Regions from separate parts of the Homo sapiens genome. Here region 1 is linked to region 2. A link is a loop called in an ENCODE intact Hi-C map of the cell type or tissue named here. Cell type or tissue: psoas muscle. All regions are shown on one strand. Links, peaks and the distances in the headings refer to the core of each region. The heading gives the core; the rest is flanking DNA.

Region 1 (5,380 bases), core at 312-5,311, 85 kb after region 2:
GCCTCTCCCTGAAACCACATCATCATGGATCATCCAGAATCAGTGATACTTTCCCACCCTCTGAAATCCCCTCCACTAGCAAAGGTGAGAATTTTGGAAAAAATTGGCAGATTGAATGCTTAGCCTGTCTGAGAAAGCCAGCAGCGATCTGTGGGTGTCGGCTTCCTCGCTTATCTGATTGCCGAGAAGCTCACTTACACCGACCTACCAGATTAACTGGCAGTATTTCCCCCGCACCTGTGGCCAAGGGAGCTAGAGTAGCAGAAGATGGTTTTACCAAGTGCATCCAGAGAGGTCCCTCTCTGGCCTCCTCCTGAGCCAAGTTTTTCTGTCAACATATTGCTAGAGATGGACTTCCAGGCATTGGGGTTTCTATCAAAGGTGAGACTATATTGCACAGTAGTTCAGTTAGGACTCCTTCAGTTGCAGATGTCAGAAAACCTAATCCATGCTAGCCTCAGCAAAGGAGAATATGTATTGGTTCATTTTGACCAAGAAACCAACAGCCTCGCTTCAGGCACAGCTGATACAGGGGCTCACACAGTGTCCTCAGGGCCCAGTTCCTCCTTGCCATCTTTTGGCTCTGTGTCCCCAGTGCTGGTGGTGCCTTCAGTGTTGGTAATGTGGCAGCTCCAGAGTTCACAGCTGCTCAGGTTCAAGGTCAGTGGGAAAGAACAAAATTATCTTTGGCTGCAATCCCAAGAAAGAGCTCAGTGGACATCATTGGCTCCATTTGGTCCTGTGTCTATCTCTAAACCAGTCATTGTACCCAGGGGAATACAATATTGTGATGGCCAGGTTGGAGCCCCACCCAGACCTCAAAGACTGCTACTCAGAGAGGAATGGTCCCCAAAGGAAAATTAGAAGTTATTCCCAGAAGAGAGGGCAGGGGAATAGAACTCATCCTGAAGTCCCTTATATTTTTTTTCCCCCAAGAAAATTGTTGTTTTCCCTGTGAACTTAGGAGCATTGAAAGGCAAGAACTGATCACTGCTCATTAAATTGCCACCTTACAGTGCCTAGAATGTAACAAATTCAGAAAATGCTTTTGATCATGCTGATCACAGGGTTCGTGGATTGAGGTGACTTCTGTGTTTGACTAACTCATACAAGAATGTTAGAAATGATTCATATCTCATTTTGAAAATCATAATCTCAGTATGTGTTAATTTTGTTTTTGCCATAGAGAAATGCTACTTGATTACTGTTGCGCATGAAGTTATTTGACTACCATGTAATTTGTAATATGCCTGAAAAGCAAAGTAATGAAATGACTTAGATCTGCAAATGGGTCTTGGCGGGTTTGGTGGGCACCGGGTGGAAAAGGAAGCGTTTGTTTGGGCACGGTGACTGAAATACATTTGTGTGAGATGCTCTCGTTGCTCTCATGAAGAGTTTGGCACAGTCCGTGCCATCTGACTGTTCCTGTCATTGTTCTCAGGTATGCAATAAAATCATCTTTCTAATGAGCTTTGTGGGCAACTGTGGGACATTCACAAGAGGCTACCGAGCCATGGTTCTGGATGTTGAGTTCCTCTATCATTTGTTGTATCTGGTGATCTGTGCCATGGGGCTCTTTGTCCATGAATTCTTCTACAGTCTGCTGGTGAGTACCTGGTGTGGAAATATTTTATGTGTGGGGAAACTAGGAGAGTGTCCTATGTCCTCTCTCTCATCACAGACCCTTCCTTTTAATGGTGATTGGTGTGCCTGGTCCACCAAGATTGAAGCTCCACAGTTGGCAGCCTTTGGGGGATCTGAGAGGAAAGCTCCACAGGAATTGGGTCAGCCCAGGAATTCAAGAGTCACACAACCGCACTGTGTACTGGGCACTCCCGATCTGTTACTTCTCAGTAATGGAACATGCCTGTAGTAGGTTCAGGAGATGTTTCCTTTCCATGCACCTTTGTTTTTCTTTACTTCTTAGACTCAGCCGCACTTACACCAAGAGGAGTGTTTTTGAGGCTGTCATCCAACAGCTCTCAGGGAGTCCATTTCTTGTGAACACGTGTAGCGACCATAAGAGTAGGAGCTAGTTTTGAAGCCCCGGGATTCATGATCATGAGCTCAGTAGATTTATTGGTCTAGGAGACCCTTTCAGTAGCTCATTTTCCTCCGATATGAGCCAAGTGCTTAATGTCTTGACAGTCTGTAAGACAAGCTGGTTCCATCACCTTCCTCCTGAGCAGGTTTTTAAATGACAAATCAAGGAACTACTTACTTTCCTGTAGTTGGAGGGAATCTAGACCTGTGGCGTTGTAGATAAGAAACCATTTTCTTGTGCCTACATAAAATGACAGGAAGCATAAAACTGACCTATCTGCAAGCAACACCATAAACAGCCTAGGAATATTAAAATATTTGTGAGGACAAAAATGATCAAGGCCTAAGGGTTGGCTTACAAAGAGGGGGACTTACAAAGAGAGGGGGGCTTACAAAGAGAGGGGGGCTTACAAAGAGAGGGGGGCTTACAAAGAGAGGGGGGACTTACAAAGAGAGGGGGGCTTACAAAGAGAGGGGGGCTTACAAAAGGCAGAGCAAGGGAAGCTCTTCAGGGAGATGCTTAGAAAACCCCCCCGAAGCGCGTATGAGAGGCATCCAGCCACGATCTAGTTTGATCCTATTGCGTTTTCTTAAAGTGAACTGAGGAGCAGTTCAGCATCAGAAGCTGGGAGTTACTCTTATCTTTCTGCAATAGGTTAGAGATTTGAAAGTACAAAATGCAACTGTGTGAGATGCTCCCTTCGCTTAACGTACTTGACTGCCTTGTGCCACAGTTTCCTCATCTACAAAATGAGAACAGTGTATCTCCCTCACAGGGCCGTCACAGGGATTACATGCAGCTGTTCAGGTCAGGGTCTTAGAATAGCACTGCCGAATGATTGCCAGCTATTTTATTGTCTTTGTCATTCTATATTCCTTCCCCCGTCCAAAACACCATAAGGAATTCACCGTTCAGATCACTAGGATTAGCTCATACCATTAGGGGTGGATTTTGGCAGGCTAAAGGGAATGGATTCTTTTCCCTCATCTTAAAATAGGTCTGGCTATATTTTGAGGTTTTAGGCAAAGAGGTCTCAGGATATCCTTGTGATTCCCATTATGTCGCCTATTTTGGTCACTTTGTATCAGAAACCTTTAGAGACTTACGTCTGTTTCTGGAACTTTTTGTCTCATGCCATCATGTCCCTGGACAACAAATTCCTGTCCTCCCTTGGGAGGGCGGCAGAGTTCAGTTGGTGGTCTCTCTCATCCCTGCCAAGGGCTCTCTCCCAAGAGACAGGAGATGCCCCTTTGGTCAACGCCACCTTGCCCCAGTAGACACTTCGACCTTTCCTCCAATCTGCCTCCAGTTGGCTTGGCTTCTTTTCTGTTCATTTGAGTCCTCTTCTCTTCATCACTTGCAATGCAGGCCAGTGCCAGTGCCTGACGCAGGGCACATAATGGTGAGAGGAACACAGTCCCTACCCTCATAGGCCTCACAGTCAGGAGCACATTACAGGGACAGCCGTTTTGTGAGTGGTCACCCTGCACTCTTCTCTACACACTCTCACTACCACCTTTGAGGTAGATGGTATCTTCCAATTACACCTGAGGAAACTGAGGCTTGGTGAGGTTAGGTAACTTGCTCAGAGTCACACTGTCAGTAACTGGTGGAGGCAGGAGAGCCTCACAACTCTGTTGATTCCCAAGTTGACACTGCCTTTTATTCAAGCATGTGAAAAAGTCCTTGCATCAGTGAAACTGGCATTTCACGTTCCAGTTTGCATCTGTGCTTTCAAGTCTCCAACCTATCACAGAAAGATAAGAGTAACTCTCAGCTTCTGATCATGCTACCTCAGTTCACTTTTAGGAAACGCAATAGGATCAAACCAGATTATGGTTGGCTGCCTCTCCTGTGCTTTGCGGGGGGATTTTCTAAGCTGTGTGGACCTTGACTTGTTTGTGTCTTCAAGTGATGTGCTCCTTTTGGTATCAAAGCAGTACTCAATGTGTCTGGTAAGAACCAGAAAACACTGACACTTCAAATTATTCTACTAATAAGGAAAGCCTGCAACCAAAAGAAATCGGGCTGCCTGTAAAAGGAGAGAGACCTGAGCAGGGAACACCCATGTGTTCCAGAGTTGGGAGAGCTCCCTCCATGCCAGCAGGCCGGAAGGTAGGGAGGGTGATCTGGTGGCCTAATTAAACTGCTGCCCCCCCTCCCCCACAAAGACTGGCCGGACCTGGTCGTGAGCCTGCATTAAAGCTGTGTCCTTAGAAAAATATTAACACCTGGAGATGAAAATGTGCAAAGTTCATAAGCAGGCAGTTAACAAAAGCAGAAATCCAGATGGTCAGTAAACATGGAAAAATGTTCATCCTTGGTGCTAAACAAAGACATGCTAATTAAAACAGCGCAATCCTGTGTTTTACCTGTGACATTAGTAAAGGTTAAAAAGCCTGATGGTGCCCAGTACTAGTGAGAGTGGGGTAAAATGGGCATGATTCTTTACTAGTGGTGAATGTAAACTGATCCTGCCTTTCTGAAAGCAGCAGGCAAAATGTTTCTCTTATACCATTTGACTCAAATACTCCATTTCCAAAAATTCGCCGAAAAGGAATAACTAGACGAGCACGTATGGAGGCATGTATAGAAGTGTTCCTCACAGCATTATTTGTTATGACATATAATTGGAAACATCTTGACTGTTTTTAAAAAACATATTGGTTATGTTAATCATGTTTTTCCCATATAGTGAAATACCAGGTGATCATTTTTGACAGGAAAATGTTCCTGATGGCTTGGTGAAAGGCTGGTTATGTGCCAGTATTATGGTCTAATATTTTTGTAAACAATATATATCTATAAATTGCATTTTTTAAGGCCAGAAGGAATTAAGCTATTGAGCGAATGTCTCTAGATGGTGAATTATTAGTGACTTTTTTTCCTTTGTGCTTTTTTTTGTTTTCCAAGTTTTCTCCATTGAACATGTATAATTTTCCAATTAGAAGAAAGCTTTTCTTTTATATAAATAATACTTATTGATTGTTTTAAAATCAGAAACTATAGATGAGTGAAAAGGAAAAAATCGCTTGTCATTTCTATGATTTGGAGCCTGTGTAATCTCTGCGGTCCTTAACCACAGAAAACAAGTGCCATTTGTTTGTTGTCTGAAGTTGCGCTTACTTGCCACTTTATATTGAGCTGCTGGAAAACATTTAACCAACATTAACAGCAACACTTTGCCTTCTGTCATATTGTATTGACTAAAATCCCTCTTCCTTGCTTCCCTTTAAGTATCCTACTCTACCCAATGCCCTTCACAGAACTAGTCTCAGAACACAGATTGGTGTCAAGGAGGCAGAAAAGCCAATCGACCGGAAAATGACCTCAGAT
Region 2 (5,380 bases), core at 130-5,129:
ATGAGGACACAGGTGTAGATTTCCTGCAAGAAAAGCGCATGGTATGGGGTCTTCCCCGCTGCATTCTAGAATAAAATTTTGTTTGAAACCAGGAAGAGGAGGGGTTGTTTGTTTTTTGGCAAGCAAAGAGGCAGGGTCTCCATCCTTACCCCCTGATTTTTCTTAATCCCCTGGGGCTGGGGCAGGGGGACAGATGGGGTGGAGGAGAGAGAGAAACTCCTCATGTTGTTGTACCTTCCGCTCAGAGCTGGGTGAATTGTTACACATGTGTACACCTGTGTAGCCGCCACCTAAATCAAGACACAGAATGTTTCCATCATCCCAGAAAGTTCCCTCCTCTAGCCATTCTTGGCTTGAAAGAGTTAACAGCTGGTGCTAAAGACATTCATTTATATGACTAATATTTGAGTGCCTGTTACGTCCAGGGGGATTTGGATACAGTGGTGCCCCAAATGGGCACAGTGTCTGCCATTCTGGAGATTACAGTTTTGTGGGGGGCAAAGGGACAATAATACAGATTCATGCAAGATGACAGCTCTCAGCTGTGAGACACATTAGAAAGGAGAAGCTCATGGAATCCGGGGACTTCTACCTAAGCAGGGAGGCCAGGTAGCGGCTTAGGAGATCAGGTGATGACAGGTGAGTGGCCCCAACAGGTAATCATGTGAATTGCTTTCCTATGCTTTAAAGTGCTGCACTAATCAAACGGATAGTTCCAGCGAAGTACTCCCGAGGTGGTGAGCAGAACAGTAGTCCACCTAGTTTTCATAGATGTGTCTGTAGAAGGGATTGGTGTGTTTAGAAAGCAGGTACTGTGGTTCAGTGGACGTGTCTGTTTCTACGTATTTGAGATGTGATTCCCACTGAATCACTGCCTCCTTGGAACTGTGGAATCTCTGGAGCCATTGGTGCCAGCTAGCAACTTTGCCCTCCTGCATTGCAACAAAAAAGCTAAATTCACATTCCAGCTACTCAGGGCGGCTGCAGCCTGCATATGTTAACTCCTCGACTTCTCCTACTTGAGCTGCTTCTGCCGGCAAAAGATGCCATTGTAAAATTCGAGGTAGAGGGGGAAACAGGAGAAACAAAGAGTGATTAAATTTCACCTTCAGGGGGCGTTCTCATGACGCCCAACCCAGGGTGGAGATGTCCTACTTTTTACATTGCTGTGAACTGCTGGGTTGGGTACCTGCCAGTGTTCAGGCAGCAGTTACATAAGAGCTGCTTTTTTTCCTGGAATTTAGGCTCACTGCTGATGTGTGACCTTCAGCAGTAATTGCCAATAAATGCAGTGGGGCTGTTTACTGTTAGACACTGGCAACCACAGAGCAAACTCAACTCAGAACATACAGAACCTATTGCAAAGTCAGTGGAGGGATATATATATATATATATTTATATATATTTATATATGTCTGTGTGTAGATACGTGTGTGTGCGTGTATATATATATATATATATATATATATATATGCATATCACTGAGATTATTCCGTAATGACTGAAGTTGTATAATTTGGTCATGTCAGAATGTGTTTTTAAAAAATGAACTTTGCTATTGGGTTCTGATGAGCTTGTCCTATAAACTGTAGGTGAAACCACATTGTTGGAGCTAAATAATTTTTGCTTAGTTCTGTTTCTAAAAACAAATAGAGTTAGTAAAGATAGTTGTCTCAGCAGATAGGAAGATTTAAAGTTGTTCTACTGAAATGCTAGATAACTTCTATTTTAGCTCAATTTTCTTTAAAGCTTTCTGTTTTCTTAGTGTGGGTTTTCAGAGGCTGATGCAGGATCGGGCCCAGCAAACATATTTGCAAGCCTGTTCACTGTTGGTCTCCTCTGAGGTTATGAGTGAGTGGAAAGGAACTCTGAAGACTGATTCGAGCGGCTGGAGATACAAATTGTCTTTGATTTGCTGATAACTAGATCTACGGTACAGTTACATTTTTTGAATTGCATTCGGTTTCTATCAGGTTAGTCATAGAAAGAGACATCCCATTTCAAAGGAAAATTCTAGAAGCCCCAGGGTAGGAAGGGGATTACTGCTGAGGGCAGTAGAAAACAAAGGGTATTTGCAGGCCGCGATCTGTGCTGGTCTGTGATAGGCACACATGAAGCGGATGGATGGATGTGCGTGGGTGCTGTTGTGCAGACACCAGAAATAGTCACCTTAGGAAGTCTGTGTGCTCCTTTTCATTTAAGAATGATAAAGTATAATTTCTTTCATTTGTAGTAGAAATTTGTCCCTTGATAAAATGCTGGGTACATTATGTGTTGCAAGTGAGTAGATCAGTGTCGCATATGCATATATTCAGTTACTACCCAAGGTACCATAATGAGGGCCTGATTCGTGGCCTCATCCAGGAAGGACACTTAAGATTCAGTGACTTGAGGTGCAGTTTGAATTTCTATTTCAAAGCCATTCATTGGGAGTCATTTTTCTATTAAGTTAGGTTTTGCTCACCTCGCCTAAAAACACTGGGAAGACAAGATTGCAGAGTAAATATGAAGAGGCAGTAGAGGGCACTAGTTGGTTTCTCAGTTCAAAACCAGAGCACATCAGATCACTATGAATCGCCTGCTGATGTGTGAGATTGGCCTTGACTGGAGGTGCCAGCGCCTGAACGCAGTGACTGGTCCTGGGACTAAGCAGGAATACAGAACATGGGAATTTCAGAGAGCCCGTGCCCTCAAAATGTTCCCCCTAAACACATGTTCAATGAGGGCTTCACCTTTCATGTAAAAAACGTGACAATAAAAATATAATTCCATTTATTCATTTACTAAACATTATCTTTTCCTTGGGGTATTATACATTGTATTTATACAGATCTTATTTGAACATATATATCCTATTAATATGCTTATATTTATTGAAATTACAGCTTATTGCCATAAAATAACCTTATCCTCAAGGAAACATAGCCAACATCCGCATTAGAAGGAAGTGCTAGTATAGGCTATGGGTGGTTTTACCGACTTAGATACCATGTATGGCCTGGCCCCTTCCATGCCTGGCCCATGGGTTGGATTATTTAGGGAACTTGCCAGCTAGATATTGTGAAATGAAATTTACTGAAAATAAACCAAGGATTAATTAGTATTTTAGTTAGAAGGAATCCTAAAGAATATTTGCAGCCATGTGTGGTGACTCACACCTGTAATCCCAGCACTTTGGGAGCCCGAGGCAGGCGGATCACTTGAGGTCAGGAGTTCGAGATCAGCCAGGCCCACATGGTGAAACCATGTCTCTACTAAAAATACAAAATTAGCTGGGTGTGGTGGTGCATGCCTGTAGTCCCAGCTACTCAGGAGGCTGAGGCAGGAGAATCGCTTGAACCCTGGAGGCGGAGGTTGCAGTGAGCCGAGATCATGCCACTGCACTTCAGCCTGGGAGACAGAGCAAGACTCCATCACAAAAACAGACAGACACACAAAAAAAGAATATTTGCTTTGTCCTCCTTGAGTAGGTCAGGAAGTGGATGCCCAGAGAGGTTCAGTGACTGGCTCAGGGCCACACAGAGAGCCAGAGCTAAACCCTGGATGAGCCATAGTCACAGGATGCTCATGCAGTGCTCTGGGGTTTTCCAGTCTATTCCACGAAGGGATCACATTGAAAAGTGTTTTTCTGGTTAGACACGATTCTTGAAGATGCAAAGCATCCTCTGTTTTCTCAAACGGCTTCGTAAAATTTTCAAGGGAAAAGACAGTTATTAATTTAAATTTAATTTTTGTTTTAAGAATTAATTAAACTAATTTTAGAACAAGCATGACAGCAGTTTAACAGAGGAAATAGTGTGTCAGTACAATCATAAAACATAATCCCTGCCGGGTGATTAAGAAATAGATATATACTACCTATTTCTATTCTGAAAGAATTCAAGATGCTTCTCTGGACAAAGAGAGCACAGGCAAGAGAATTCAAACAGACGACATACTAGTTCCATCTTTATTTTCTTTTGCTTTTGTTTTGATTGGCAAAGGGGTAAGAGGGTAGCTCCGTGCATTCCTATGGTGAATCCATGCCTATAATTCTTTTGTTCTGATCATATTGGATCAGTATAAAGGATGCTGTAGTGGGAGGGTTTCCCATGCAAATAGTAGAATATAATACTTCTGTCTATATCTCTGTCTGCTCTAAAATGCATGGGAAATTGCTTTAATTCTGCTTTTTCTCATATGTTCTTTTTGCACTAAGGGAAGATAGCAAAAATGTTTACACAGTTTTAATTCTTTAGCATACAGAATGTAAGGGTAGAGTTAAAAATGCATTCTTGGATTGTGATCTTTCTATCATTTTGAAAATACCTTTACCTGTGCTCTGCTTTTACTTTCCTTCCCCACTCATGTCCTTCCTACCACCAGCACTGTCCCTCCCCACCCCGAGCAGGAGGCTGCATGCTTCAGAGGGAAGTTTTCTCCCTGAGATTAGTGGAGTTGGACTCATGCAGGAAAGGTCGTCTGTCCAGAATTGAGTGAGCAACCCTTGTTGTCTTTGCCGAAGTAGTTTAATGCCCTGGATCTTTCTTTCATTTTCTCTGTTGGGAAATAGACAAAAGACAGAAATCATTAGATTACATAATATAGCAGCCCTATATTAAGAGGCTTTCTTCCCTCTTGGGGATCAAACTATCAAAAGGGTAATGTTGAGCTGGACGAAGACACCACCAGATTTCGTAGTGTCACTCATCTCATGCTTTCAACACCAGCCCTGGCCTGCCACCTGACAGCCACCTTCTGGCCCTGAGGTGAGTGTGCTGGAGCCCTGTTAGAGGCCAAGGTCACATAGTTGCAGCGTGAGCCTCGGGTTTGTCTCGTGGCCTCAGACTACACCTCACACTAGTCACACCGCTGGTGTGTGACTTTGGTCCCGAGATGCCCAGGTGGGGTCTGGCAGTTCCATCTGACATCTCTTCTCTGCTCCAGGCACATGTCCTTTTGGAGGGCAGATTCACGGCACTGTCTGCAGATGGAGCGGTGGACTTTTCTCCAGGCACACCTTTGTGTAGCCCCTGCATGCCCTCTCACCCCTTCCCCCTCACCTGCATGTCCTTTCGAGGCATCCTTTTGTTGCTCATCCATGGGCTGGAAATTATTAAATCAAGGGGGAGGGTGGTATCTGTGTGGCATGGCTGGGATGGGGCCAGGAAACCCAGACCATGAAGCCCTCAAGGGAAACGCATGGGGTGGGAAACTCATCTCCAAAGTAACCCTGAGTGCAGGAAACCTTGTTTCTCCCAGAGACACTGGAGCAGGGAGACTGCATCCCCTAAGCCCAAGCTGGAGCCTAGGTCTTCTTCTCTGCTGTAGGACAGGATGTGGAGAATGGAGAGACATGGGAGAAAGCCTAAACCCACAGGAGACATGTGGCACGTGGAAC

The links. Hi-C counts contacts between places; a loop is a spot of excess contacts. Peaks named below come from ENCODE experiments on the same cell type or tissue, not always from the same donor. Only the 100,000 strongest peaks of a DNase experiment are listed, where the experiment ranks them.
Region 1: a loop joins it to region 2, with 2.6 times the contacts of the local background. A loop is called at or near these places in 9 of 110 quality-filtered maps.

What each region holds. Positions count from the first base shown.
Region 1 is chr3:4,804,662-4,810,041 of GRCh38, forward strand. ITPR1 (inositol 1,4,5-trisphosphate receptor type 1) reads left to right here. Exons shown (of 62, transcript NM_001378452.1): 55 at 1,442-1,606. Among named protein-coding and RNA genes, the nearest start is that of EGOT, 56 kb to the left of the region's middle. In psoas muscle, for the core only: a CTCF peak has its summit at 2,813; DNase peaks (open chromatin) are centred at 3,420 and 4,160; H3K27ac peaks cover 1,694 bases.
Region 2 is chr3:4,719,731-4,725,110 of GRCh38, forward strand. All of the region lies in intron 40 of ITPR1 (inositol 1,4,5-trisphosphate receptor type 1), which reads left to right. Among named protein-coding and RNA genes, the nearest start is that of EGOT, 29 kb to the right of the region's middle. In psoas muscle, for the core only: CTCF peaks have their summits at 1,117 and 2,513 (motif pointing right); DNase peaks (open chromatin) are centred at 1,171 and 2,611; H3K27ac peaks cover 2,186 bases.